Regions from separate parts of the Mus musculus genome. Here regions 2 and 3 are each linked to region 1. Evidence: chromatin contacts called from ENCODE Hi-C or POLR2A ChIA-PET data. All regions are on one chromosome and are shown on one strand. Each heading gives the region's core, a stretch centred on a gene start or an enhancer-like site at or near the end of the contact. The rest is flanking DNA. Distances are from core to core; before and after follow the strand shown. Region 1 holds the start of Pak4 (p21 (RAC1) activated kinase 4). Region 2 holds the start of Rps16 (ribosomal protein S16). Region 3 holds the start of Hnrnpl (heterogeneous nuclear ribonucleoprotein L).

The links. Hi-C counts contacts between places; a loop is a spot of excess contacts on that map. ChIA-PET counts read pairs that join two places held with the same protein, here RNA polymerase II (POLR2A).
Region 2: POLR2A ChIA-PET joins it to region 1 with 15 read pairs in embryonic stem cell. The contact joins the promoter of Rps16 here to the promoter of Pak4 in region 1. A Hi-C loop is called at or near these places in 1 of 37 maps with a recorded cell type or tissue (T-helper 17 cell). POLR2A ChIA-PET finds 5 or more read pairs at or near these places in 3 of 5 experiments (Patski and embryonic stem cell).
Region 3: POLR2A ChIA-PET joins it to region 1 with 12 read pairs in embryonic stem cell. The contact joins the promoter of Hnrnpl here to the promoter of Pak4 in region 1. POLR2A ChIA-PET finds 5 or more read pairs at or near these places in 4 of 5 experiments (Patski and embryonic stem cell).

The regions. Positions count from the first base shown.
Region 1 is chr7:28,595,597-28,599,965 of GRCm38, forward strand. It overlaps Pak4 (p21 (RAC1) activated kinase 4), which reads right to left and starts at 2,588. Exons shown (of 10, transcript NM_027470.3): 1 at 2,439-2,588.
Region 2 is chr7:28,348,707-28,353,075 of GRCm38, forward strand. It overlaps Rps16 (ribosomal protein S16), which reads left to right and starts at 1,983. Exons shown (of 5, transcript NM_013647.2): 1 at 1,983-2,145; 2 at 2,286-2,387; 3 at 3,471-3,567; 4 at 3,657-3,704; 5 at 3,788-3,992. The coding sequence starts at 2,098. The coding sequence ends at 3,933. AF357399 (snoRNA AF357399) reads left to right here and starts at 2,834; the gene lies at 2,834-2,927.
Region 3 is chr7:28,808,508-28,812,876 of GRCm38, forward strand. It overlaps Hnrnpl (heterogeneous nuclear ribonucleoprotein L), which reads left to right and starts at 2,383. Exons shown (of 13, transcript NM_177301.5): 1 at 2,383-2,661. The coding sequence starts at 2,404.

The DNA of each region.
Region 1 (4,369 bases), core at 1,338-3,837:
AGCCGGCATCTGTTAGGCTGCTGTCCTCTAGGTAGTGACGGCCGGCGGCTTTGCTGATCCAGTTCCTCAGGGAAGCTGGGATGGAGCGGGGTAATGTGCTGGGTGGATGGCATCCCTGGCTGGACTCCTGTGGCCTGACAAGGAGGGCTGGGCATTCCCTAACACTGAAAGCTTGCTTTTCTCGATAGCCCACCATAGCACATAAAGAACAAAATTAGTCAATATAAAAACACTTGCTCAGGACCCAAAGACAAGGCAGGGGCCTGAAACTGGGTCTCCAACGGCACAACCCCCATCTCTCCTTATCTGTGCCAAGCTGGCACCACAAGGCTGGGAATTTGGGTGACCTCACAGATCTGGTGCTGGTAGTATGCCAGCTCTCTGACACAGTCGGGTGCAGACAGGGGGTGGGGGTGGGGGTGGGTTGGCTGTGGAGAAAGTTGGGAGGCAGCGATGAGACTAGTACTTCCACAGCATGCCAGGCTGCCCGGTGCCTATCTTACCCTCCACAGCCAGCACTGTTCTTAGGTCCACTTTACACAGGAGGAGACGGAGGCACTTACTATACGTGGTCCTTCCCAGGTTGAGCCACTAGCAGGCCAGGACCTTTGCCCTTTCTGACCTTGTGTCCCTTCCTGTCCCTCCTACTCATCTTTCAGAGCTTCCTTGAGGGACTTTCCAAGGACAGGAACCTCAGGACAGACCCAGCATATACAGGCACTCTCCCTGTCCCTGCTCCATTTAGGCTCAGTGTCCTTGGCTGAGGGCTGGTCTTAGTACGCTCCTATGGGAGTGACCAAGCAGGCATTGAGGGTAGGGCTGAGTGCCTCTTGTCCCCTTGCTACAGTATCTGAGGACACCCCCCCACACACACACACACACAGACACTCTGCGGCCAGCTGATGCTCCAGAAGCGCCCAGAATCCAGCAGGAGTGCATATGGCCCCAAGAACCGGGAGAAGGCAGAATGGGCTCTCCCATGGAGGCCAAAGAAAGCAAAGCCAAGAGCTGCCCACGGTTGGCTAAGCATGAGTGAGAGAAGTGGAAAGATGGCTGACAGGAGGTCAAAACCCTGGAAGGAGGACCAAGGCTCAAACTGTAAAGCGTTTGGGAACCACTGAAGGCCACAGGGAGAGCTTGTGGTGTCAGGAATAGAGAGCGCCTAAGGTCACACCCACCCAATCAGAGGCTCACTGGACTCTGGGCCACCCACCAGCATGCCACTCCCATAGGCCCAGTGGAACCTCCCCTCCCAGGTCACACCCTTCCAAGGAGGCTAAACAGACACTCTGTTCCCACCCAGGGAGTGGCTTCCAGGAACAGACCTCCTGGGAAGTGGACCCTGTGGCAGGTAGCAGACCAAAGCTCCTTTCTCTTAACAAAGCTTTCTTGGCATTACTTTTTCTACCTGGAAAACAGGGGTGTTCTCTAACACCCAACTCACCCATCTCACAAGATAAGGGATGAAACAAGACCAGGCATACACGGTGCGCTCGCTCGCTCGCGCTCTCTCGCTCGCGCTCTCTCGCTCGCGCTCTCTCGTTAAACATTTACCAGCACCAAGATTTTGTGAAAGGCAGCAGGAGACAGAAGCACTCTGGGACAGAGCTCCGGAGCTGGAATCCCAGCTGCTCACCTTACTTCATTAGCTGACCTGGGGCAAATCACTTAGCTTCTTAATAACAGCTTTGGCTCCAGTGATGCTGTACTGCGCGCTAAATGAGTACATACACAGAGCTTTAACGCGGAGAGGGAAGCCCAGCCTATCATCAGTGTTTTATCAGTGTGTGGCCTTCATTATCAGTGGGAAGGGGCTCCCCTTCTCCTCCCACCACACACACCAGGACACACTTTCGAAGGCTCTGTTAGATGTCCCTGGTCCCCCTCCTCACCGCACGTGCCCCACTTGAGTTTTTAGTTTCTGGCCCTCCCAGAACATCTTCACCCGTCAGATTTTTATCTTCGTACCTTCTACCTAAGGGCTGTCTCAGACACCCCCCCAAAACCTAAAACTCAAGCACCTCCTCCTCCTCCTCCGGTTGAGGCTTTTAAATCTTTGACCGGGCAGCCGCCCACTTCTCTAGGTTGTGACCTCCAGCCCTGACAGACACACCCTCTTCTTAAGTTACTCTGAGCGCCCCCTTTTATGAGACCCGTTCCGAGCCCCTCCTATGCGCCCCCACTTAGTATTCCAAACTTTGCACAAATTTCAAACCCGGCCACGCCCCCTCCACCGGTCTAACCACTGGTCGCGACAGTCCCCTCCCCTTTCCCTCATTTTTGGGCCCGCGACCCTTTTCCACGCGACCCTCCCCTCCAAGAGTGAACTTTGACCCGACCGGCCCCGCCCCCTTCCGAATAACCGCTCTCCCACGGCGCGTGCCCAGACCCACCCGCCCCCAGCCACAAACCCCTTGCACGGTAACCCCCTAACCTACCGGCTTGGCGCCGCGGTCGCTCGCGGCCTAGCTGCCTGGCCCAGAACTCTGTGCCCGCGTACCGCCCTCAGCGGTCTCGCGCCGCCGCCGCCGCGGCTACTGCCGCCGCCATGTTGAATCCCCAATGAACATCCGGGGCCTCCCCTACTCCTCGCCGCCCACTAGTCCCCATGGCAACGGAGCTGACCGGGTGATGGGCGGGGCCTACTCGGAGGCGGGGCAGCGAGCCGGGCAGGGTTCCCTAAAACCACTGATTGGTGCGAGTGGCCCAATCGGAGACCGCTAGGTGGAGAATGAAGAGCAGAGATTGGGAAGTTTTGAAAAGGTGCGGGATCGTTGACTCCCCGCCCACTCCGCCTCTTAAAGGGGAAATAACGACTTTCGCGTGGCAGAGTCCCACGGGCTCCCAAAAAAGTAAAGTGGAATACGAGAACATAAAGGCCAGAAACAGTTCTTAAGCACTTATTATGCCTTTGTTAGCACGCGACTAGTTCTGCTGTAAACTGTTAACACAACCCTGTTGTTGTAACACCCATTTTACAGGTAAACAAGCTAATAGGATGCTAGTTGGTTTATGACTACTGAAAGCAAGTTTTGAATGAAGCTCTGTCCGAATCTGGAAATCTGACACTATTTGATCTTAATCTTTTAAATAAGTTTTTTTTTTTTTAAGTCAGTCAATCACGAGTGTGTGAGATGCATCAGTGGATAGAAGGCGCTTGTTGCCGAGCCTGAAGTTTGATCTCCTGGACCCACACGGTAGAACTGATTCCCAGGAGTTGATCTGTAGCCTCCACAAGAGAGCCATAGACATAAAATAGAGGGATAAGTGTAATTAAGTGTTTTTAAATTAATCAAAATGGAAAACACAGCGGAAACAAAGCCCATAAACTAATACACCCTTCCACCTATGGGTTCATTAGGTCTTACTGAAAAATTTAAAAATGCTTTCTCATCAAGGATTTTGAGGGTTTTATTTGTTTATTTGGGTATCAGACACTGAACTTAGGGCTTTTATACAGGACAGGCAAGCAGTAGTACTAGGGAAGTCCCCGGCCCTAGAGAATTCTAGGCAAATGCTTTCCCCAGCTGAGCCCCTTGGGAGACTGAGGCTACAGGTTTTCCCAAACAGGCTTTCTCTGGTTCTTTTCACGGGCTTTTTCTTCTGTCTGGAAGATTCTCTTCTTTAAGCATCCTCCTGACTCCCAGGGTTCCTTTGGGTTTTTCCTCAAACATTATGTTCTCTAAGGGGCAAAATGTCCTACCTTGTGCTATTAAATCCTTTGCCAGCTTCTGGCAAAGCTTCCTTTCCTTTGCCGCCTGTGGTTTTGTGTTTGGCTGGCTGGTTTTGGTTTCGTGAGACAGGGTCTCAGGACGTAGCCCAGGCTGACCTTGAACTATGCTTTTTGCTCGTAGCCAGAGCCTTGATATTATTGGTATGTAAATGCTCAGTACATATTTATAAAAGGGGTGGCTGACTAAAAGGTAATTCCACCCTCCAAAGATTCACTTAAATGATGCTTGCCTGTGTGCTTCACCTGCACACTGCCAGGCACACCGCAGGCATTCTGTTAACATGTGCAAACCAAGAATGAATGAAGGGCTGCGGTTCAGGTCTCTGCTTGCCTTCTTTTCTCCCCATCATCCCTATCTCTCCCTTCAGCTTATGTCCACTTGAACTCAAGGCCTCCGATGCACTAAGAGAGTCTTTTAGCACTGGGATTACAGGCACGTGTCTCCTTACCATGCCTGGAAGAATGGTCTGAAATATATATCTTAAAAAAACGATTTATGGGGAGAACTGGAAGGAGTGGAGGGATGGGACACTGCAGTTGAGAAGTAATGTATGAAAGAAGAGTAAATAAATTTAAAAATTATTCCCGCTGGGCAGTGGTGGTGCACGCCTTTAATCCCAGCACTCAGGAGGCAGA
Region 2 (4,369 bases), core at 733-3,232, 250 kb before region 1:
GATGGAGCAGGGGAGTAGGGGGTGGGCTGTAAGGGAGTGGGTGGACAGAAGGACCCACCAGGGCAGGACAAAGAATTTTACTGCCATCTGCTGGAAGTTGACAAATATGAATCTATGATGTCCAGGACAAATATTGTGCTGTGTAGCCATCATATGTCTGCCCACCTCGGAGTTAGCCAGCCTAGAGAGAACACTCGCCAACGCACTCGGCACATTTAGAGTAGATCAGCACCTGGCGAAGAGCAAGCGCTGTTTAAGTGTGACTGTAATCAACATGATTATCACTTATGTGTCTGAAAGACGTTTATCTGCTGAAGATTGTGGTAGTGGGTCAGAAATCCAGAACATCAGCCCTACTGTTTCCTGTGAGCGTGTTCAAGCATGCATAACTGCTTGCACACAGAGCCCAGTGGTTTTCCCCTAACTTCCCAGCTCCAAGAAGGAGTTACCACTGCCAAGGCATGGTCACGCCAGTGTGGACAGTGCTATGCTTTGGTTTGGGCTGGCCTGGAGCACTGACCTTTAATCCAGAGATCCACTGTGTGTCTTCCATCTTATTACATTCAAGTGTGTGTCTGTGTATGCGCGTGCACATGTGGAGCTTGGAAGACAGCCTGCAGGAGTTTGTTCTCTCCTTCTACTCTGTGAGTCCCAGGAACCAAACTCGGGCCCTCAGGCTTGGGCATTTCGCTAGCTAGTTTCTTTTCTTTCTGAAGCAGGGTCACATGTAGCCCAGGCTGGCCAGATATTCATAATGAGGAGAGGATGGCGTCGGGATTCCTCCTGACCCTTCCTCCTCCTTCCAAGTGTTAGTGTTACAGGTGCACATGACCATACCTAGTCTTTTTGTTGACAACTCTGCCTTCCAAATGTCTCCACATCCCTTAATGTCCTCCACACCCTGTGCTGCAAGAGAAACTGAGGCAATCCTGAGAAGCTGTTGCCCAGTGACTTAGAACAATTCTGGGGTGGGTACTATGGAAAAGTTAAAAGCTGGTTTTCCTCAGGTTGGTAGGCTGGAGAATTCTGTGGAGTAAACACATAGAGCGGAGGGTTTAGAGGAGCATTACGGTCACTTGGAAGTTGGAAAGATGGTGGTTAAAAGCACTAACTGCTTTTCCTAGAGAGGACCTGAGTTTGGTTACAGGTACACAAGTTGGGTGTGGCTCAGACACCCTGTAACTACATTTCCAAGGAGATTGGAGGCCTCCCTCGGGAACCTGCCCTCGAAAAAAGTATTAAATCTTAAAACAAGGCTACTTGGAGGATTCTGGATAATGATCTAAGATAACTGCCCTGAAGACAGGTCCTGAGGGTAGTTCTCTAGGGGAGGGTCAAGCTGGGAGAACAATGTCCCTGGAGCAGTTGCTGGGGAGAGGAGCCACCAAAGAGGTAGTTAATTTTGGCAGCGAAAGCAGGCGAAGGCCCGAGTCTGTGAGGAAAAAAAACGTATATAAGGCACAACCAGAAGGCAAGAGAAGTTTATTTAGGAGAGCGCTGGAAAGGGCTTTTAAGGGGTCAGGTTTCCTGGGAAGAAGAGGAAGGCAATTCTGGTGAAAGGCTGATTCGCGACGGGGGATCGTAAGGGCTAGGAAAGAGGGTTCTGGAGGCAAGATTCTGAAAAGCCAGCTTGACTTAGCATAGTGGATGCGGGAAGACTCCGATGGGATGGGGATCCTGGGAAAGGGTGGGAGGAAGAGGGTGAGAATCGGCCTGGAGAAGCGCCGAAGGAGAGCATCGAAGAGCAGGAATGTCTATAAGAACTGGCCGAAAGTCAAGACCAAGGCTGCGGAAAAGCAATGGAAAAAGGAGGCCAGCCCCATCTTCCGAGTTCTGGACGGAGTCCCCACCCTCCGGGTCCCGCACAGCTCCGCCCCTTCCCCTCCGACACCGCCCCCTCCCTTGCCTGAAGGCGTTCCCGCCGCAATTCACACGTCCCCTCTCAGGCTTCGACGTCAGCCGTAAAGCCCGCTTCTGTCGTGACGTAGCACTCAATGCGCCTGCGCAGACCCTGAAAAATCGGCTGGGTTGGCCCCGCGCTTCCCTTTTCCGGTCGCGGCGCTGCGCGGTGTGGAGCTCGTGCTTGTGCTCGGAGCTATGCCGTCCAAGGGTCCGCTGCAGTCCGTGCAGGTCTTCGGACGCAAGGTGTGCCAGGGGCGGCATAGAAAGAGGTGGGGGTGGGGAGGGGGGTGAGAAGGCCCTGGCTGGGTGACATGATGAGCTGGGGCCCGCTGAGCCAGGGTCCCGCGCTCACACGGCCCCGCCGTCTCCCTCGCCCTTCACAGAAAACAGCCACGGCTGTGGCCCACTGCAAACGGGGAAATGGGCTCATCAAGGTGAACGGACGTCCCCTGGAGATGATCGAGCCGCGCACGCTGCAGTACAAGGTGTTGGGGTCGGGCATGGGCGTCCGGGTGGCGAGACGGAAGGGAAGGCCCCGGGATGATAGGGAGTTGAGGTGGGGGAAGGAGGATGGCTTACCTCGCGGTAGACCTTAACCTGGGCTCGGGAAAGATGAAGTCGGAGCTGGTAAAATACATGAAAACGTGGCCTATTCTATAACCTCGAAGCTCTCCAGATGCGAGGGGCCCGTGGCCAGGAGAATAGCACAGTGTATCCGACCTAATTGACGATTTCTGGTCTAGAAGTATGAGTTTACAGCTCATGTGTATACTCCTAGCTCCTTGGAGGATAGCATACTACGAGTTACGAATCCAAAGCGCCGCCGTTTAGGTCAGCATGGGGCTACAACGTGGAACCTTGAAAAATACAATAGGAGTCCTCTGAAGTCTAACATTGGTAGCACTTGTATGGGTTTTTGTTGAACTAGTGGGCAAAAACTGGAAAACAAGTGCAAGAACAAATCCTCTTTTGCAACCCAGAACTCATTGTTGTATGAGTTTTGGTACATGTAAGAAGGAATATCATACCTTGCAGACAATGCATTCTAATGGTAGTGTTGATGTTAATGCCACTAGACCCCCGTGCTTAGTCTAATCCAAGTCTGTCAGGTGACTAAAAAGGACAGTCTGTCAGTTTATTTGAACGATTGGTGTGTGTACCCTGTGTTGTGAATTGGGCCAACACCAGTGATGGAGGTGGCTCTAGGCCTGCCACTCGGGGAGCTTCTGGATAGACTGGTCCTAGGTATTGGACAAATTTGATCCAAAGAGAAGATGGAATGACCACTGTGAGAACAGTGGACCTGTCTGACCTTGCTTCCTGTTTGGGGAAGTTCATAGTTGCCTGTCACTCCATGATTCCAGCTCCTCGGTGTCTCAGGCCCTCTTCTGGTCTCTATGGGCACATATACATGGGACTCTGAGGGGCACAGGGATCCTAGGATAGGCTGCCTCCTTGATTCTGGTGATGGTGGGAACCACACAAAGGGAGATGATGAATGTCCATGGAGAGTGGTTAAGTCAGGGTATGACTTAACTCCCTAACCCCATATTTTCCCATTTCTCTAGTTACTGGAGCCTGTTTTGCTTCTGGGCAAGGAGCGATTTGCTGGTGTGGATATTCGGGTCCGTGTGAAGGGTGGTGGACATGTGGCCCAAATTTATGGTAAGTCTCAGGATCTAAGCCTATGGGTGTGAGGCAGCTCCTGGAAGGACTGGGTCTTCACTAAGCTTTTTGGTCATTGTGTCTTGCAGCCATCCGACAGTCCATCTCAAAGGCCCTGGTAGCTTATTACCAAAAATGTGAGTGAGAGCTGGTCTTTCATTTCATGGCGGGTGGGCTATGTGGTAGGACCAAACTAAAGGTCTTGTCTATTAATCTCCAGATGTGGATGAAGCCTCCAAGAAGGAGATCAAAGATATCCTCATCCAATACGATCGGACCCTGCTTGTAGCTGACCCCCGTCGCTGCGAATCCAAAAAGTTTGGAGGTCCTGGTGCCCGTGCCCGATACCAGAAATCCTACCGATAAGCCCATCTCAAGGATCGGGGTTTACCTTTGTAATAAACATCCTAGGATTTTAACGTTCCTGTTTTTGTGTTGGTCTCTTTTTGTAGTATTAGTGTGGTTGGACAGTGCAAGAAACTCCCTTAGTAAGTGGCACTAAGGAGTAATGGCTGCCTTCCAGAGCATTTGAGCTCTGTTTTTGTGTGTATACGCTTGCTTGCTTATTTATTTATTTATTTTTACTTTTTTGTTTGTTTTTTTTTTTGTTTTTCGAGACAGGGTTTCTCTGTGTAGCCCTGACTGTCCTGGAACTCACTTTGTAGACCAGGCTGGCCTTGAACTCAGAAATCCATCTGCCTCTGCCTCCGGAGTGCTGGGATAAAAGGTGTACGCCACCATGCCTGGCCCCTATTTTTTTTTTTAAAGACCTGGTTTTTCTTGGCCCCTGGCTATCCTAGAA
Region 3 (4,369 bases), core at 1,133-3,632, 210 kb after region 1:
TAGGTCCTCGAGCCTGCTTACCCATCTGTACAACAAACATGTCTACATTTATCTTCCAAACACTCGGCAAATGGAGAAAACTGCCACGTAAACCGCAAGCGACTGGAGGACTTATTTTCCTGGCTAGGGTGGAAAGTGGGACAGAGGGTGAGCAAGAATGCGGAGCTCAAACAACACAGCCGCTCAACGTTCTTCCCATTCCGTTCCAGACTCGGTTATCTTCCTCAGTGCCCCCTTTCCCCCAGTGAAAAGAGGTCGTGGTCCCTTTAAGGTCCGCCCCTCCCTCCCCCAAAACTTCCCAGTGTCTGCTCTTTTCGATCCCGGACGGCCGGCCAAGCTCGCCGCCGAGCTGGTAGGGGACAGGGCCAAGGGGTCGGGGAGGGATGTGGGGGCGTGGGGGGACCTGCGGGACGCACGTCGCTGCGCCGGCGGGAGGGCGGGGGACAGGCTGCGGGAGCAGCGGGCACGGGCGTGGGCACCAGTAGCTGCCCCAGGCGTGAGTAGTCTACGAGCCGCTTGCACCGTACAGGGTTTAGCCTAGTGCGGACAGCACGCCCGAATGAGGGGCATACGGGACCCGCGCGGGGGAGGATAGGAGACCTCCCGTTCCCCTCCCCCACTACCGTCTCTGACGTAGACGCGGGACCCCGCCCTTCTGCGGGAGCGCCGCCTCCCCGCCCCCCGTGCGTCACCTGCTACGCCTTGGCGGCGTACCCCATGTTGGGAGGGCCTTCTTTGGAGTGTCTGTGTCCAGTGAAATGGCTGGAGATCCATTTATATCCTCACCAGCCTCCACCGCTTCCAAACTTTTTTAATTAGGAGAATCCCTTTGTATCCCAGGGTAGCCCTGAACTCAAGGCAATCCTGCCTCCAGAGCGCTGCATTACAGGCTTGCAACCACTACGCCATGCTTAAAACTTATCCCAACACCCGGGGTTCTGTTCTCTGAGCCTTTACTCACATTTCAAACTTAGTACCAAGCGGATATCCGCTTTGGGAATGACCTGGTGGAAAGGTGTCACAGCACGTTTTGAAGCGGCCTGTGAGTCTTACACCGTCTCAAGACGTGTGTGTGTGTGTGTGTGTGTGTGTGCGCGCGCGCGCGTGCGTGTGGTGGGGGTGGGGGTAGATACGCGCCTTGTCTGTGCTAGGCAAGCGTTCCATTGCTGAGCTACATCCCAGAGTCTTCTTGACTCCCTAGTTTCCCCATAAAGCCTCTGGACGGGTCTGTGGTCGGGATCCGGATCCTCCGTCAGTACGTTCCCTGTCTGCTTGCTCCCCGGCGGGCACTTGTCGGCGTTGCAGCTCTCGGGCTTCGCAGGACCCTGGGAGGAGACAATCGCTTCAGAGCAGTCTCCAAGTAGCGAGTCTAAGCCACAGAGCACTCTGGAGGACGCAGGGTGCTCAGTTGCCAAGTGCGAACCGAGTTGAACTATAAAGATCTACCACCATGACTGAATTTAGAGTGAAATGACGGTGCCTGCCAGGGTCCAAAGTCACATGGCAATCAATGAGTGTTTTATTAGTGAGAAGTGCTCAGATTTGAAGGTTCTTTTAAAAATAATAACCTCCAGCTTAGGATAGGGTAGAGGTGAAGTAAACGTTCTAATGGGTTATAGCTGCTGCAAATTGTTGTCTTGCTCTAGACTTCCGGAGCTTGCAAACAACAGACGCGCGAAAGACCGTTCGGGTACTCGAGTAGTTGTATCCCTTAAAGTCACCTCTTCTATTGAAGCCCCCCCCCCCCCCCAAAAGTACAGGAGCGCATGCGCTCTCTCGGGACCGGTTCCTAGATTGCGCCACAGAGAGCCTACGGGCTCTCCTTTTTCACCAATCAGAAGCTATCAGTCGTCCTATACCATCTGGCAATAGGGCATTCTTTCCACTCTTCATTGACCAATCGAGTGTTGACGTACGAGACGGGCACCTGGGGGAACAATTGTAGGAACACAGAAGGGAAGGCCTTTCTTGTATCCCAGCGGAGTGGCGCGGGAAGATGGTCGTTGTGACTGGGAAACGCAAGGATTTCAGAGTGACCGATTAGCTAGGAAACCAATGAGAGCGGGAAGGAGGCGGAGCTTCGGAGGCCCACTTCCATTTACTGTTTGTGGGAAGGCGGAGCGATCCCAAAAATCTGGCCTATTAAATCAGAGTTTATTTTAAGGAGGTGGGGCCTGGCGGAATGACTGGCAAGAAGCGTTCACCTATAAGGAGTGCGATTGGCGAACAGAGGCGGTCTTTCCAATAGAACGGCATGCGTCCTATCCAATAGAAATGAACCGTGAGGAAACTTCCCCTCCCCCCAAGATAGGGCCAGTGGCTCCCCCTATCGGGTGGGGGCGGCGAGTGACGGGCGTGTCCCTCCCCCAATGAGAGGCGGGGGGAGGCGGGTTCTGCGCCGCCATGTCGCGGAGGCTGCTGCCCCGGGCGGAGAAGCGGCGTCGGCGGCTCGAGCAGAGGCAGCAGCCGGACGAGCAGCTGAGGCGGGCGGGAGCGATGGTGAAGATGGCGGCTGCGGGCGGCGGAGGTGGCGGTGGTCGCTATTACGGCGGCGGCAACGAGGGAGGCCGAGCCCCTAAACGGCTGAAGACTGAAAACGCCGGCGACCAGCACGGAGGCGGCGGCGGCGGAGGCTCCGGGGCGGCGGGCGGCGGCGGCGGGGTGAGGCTGGGGCTTTAGACTCCCGGAAGGAAGGGGAAATTTCGTACTTTAAAAAGCTATTTATTTTTCACAGGGGGGAAAAATCTCTGCGCAGGCGCTGCAGCCCTCGCGCTTTTTTGGTGGGTGGGGGAGGGGCAGGCGTTGGGCAAACGGCGGGGTTTGCGCGAGGACAGGCGCTTGCGCGTGCGCACAATCCGAAGCGGGGCTTGAGGGGGCGGAGGAAGCGGCTGGCTCTGCAGGCACCGCACTGCGCAGGCGCCGCGGGCCGGCATGTGGGGGGCCTAGGCACGCGGTCGGGCCGTTTTTTTTTTTTCTCCTCACTTCTTTATCTTTTTTTTTTTCCTCTTCTTTCCGTGTCCCTATGCGCAAGCGCGTTTCTACAACCACAGCCAGCGAGCGGGAAGCGGGTGGGCGGTGGCCTGACCGAGTCGCCCCGTCGCAGTTTTAATCATGGTCGTTTCCATATAGAAGTTCACTTGATGAAATTATAAAATTATAATGCCCAGATTAAACTGTTTAACTTCTTTTACTGTGTGCATTGAAAAACGGAAGACGATTTGTGAAAGGCAGATTTAACTTTGGGAATTGAGCCAAGCTTAGAAATTATCACTCGATTTGCTTAGGGCTCCAGGATTGGGGCATTTATAAACTAAACTGTATTATGGTCCTGTGGCTATGCATAGAGTCTTTCAGCCTATTTAGTCTTCTGAAGGTCACAATTATGGTGTCTGGGTTAGGATGCAGTTTGCATTCCTTTTAAAAGTTTATTATTAAAGTCCTTCCGGTGGGCACGGAGTCACAGGCCTTTAATCTCTTTGGTTTGAGGCCAGCCTCTTATGCATAGTTAATTCCAGGACAGACAAGGCTGTGAGACTTATCAAAAAGCCAAACAAACAGTGCCCTCTTGATGAGGCTGCTGCTCATGCATTTATCAGCTTCTCCCTGTTGTTACAGTGTTAGGTTTCTCAAGGATTTGGAAGACATTTTAGTTGAGTCTGGTAAGTTAACTGCCAAGCTAGACAACGGGAGCCCATGAGGTGGAAGGAGAGAACAGACTCCAAAAGGTTGTTCTCCGAACATCTCATGGGCTGTGTGGTGAGCCTTACCCCCACCCTAATCATTTAAGGTGAGAGGTACCTCACATTCGGTGTTGGTCCTCTGAGATGGGGACTTTTATGGACTCCCTTTACAAAGCAGGAAAGACACTGGGTAAATTAGGTTGAGTCTCACCAGTGACAAACAGAAGTAAGATTAGAACTCAAGGTTGTGGAAGGCAAACCTCAACTGGAAATGGCTGGGAAGGGTGTGCCTTGTGTGGTTCACTAAGAACCCACTAATATGCATAGGTTTCTGCCCAGTAGTGTTCGGGGCATGGGCCACAGTCTAGAGAGATGGAGGAGGACGTTCTCTCCAGAGCTCTAGAAACTGCCTGTGTGTGATTGTGTGAGTGGAGGAGCTGTGGAAAATGTTACAGGTTGGGATAGCAGTTCGGGGTGGAAGACCTTGGCCTAGACAGTATAAGACAGGCAGGGCGTATTGTCCTGGAAGCCTTGTGTCCCTAAGCACTTGGTCTTTTGCCCAGACCAGACCTGAAGGTGACTTGTGGTCACAGTCTTCTTAATCAAGTGACCAAAGCTTGCCCAGCCAGAGAAAACACAAAGAAGCTAGAACACATGCAGAGTGTGGTTTTTGTTGTTGTTTTTCAAGA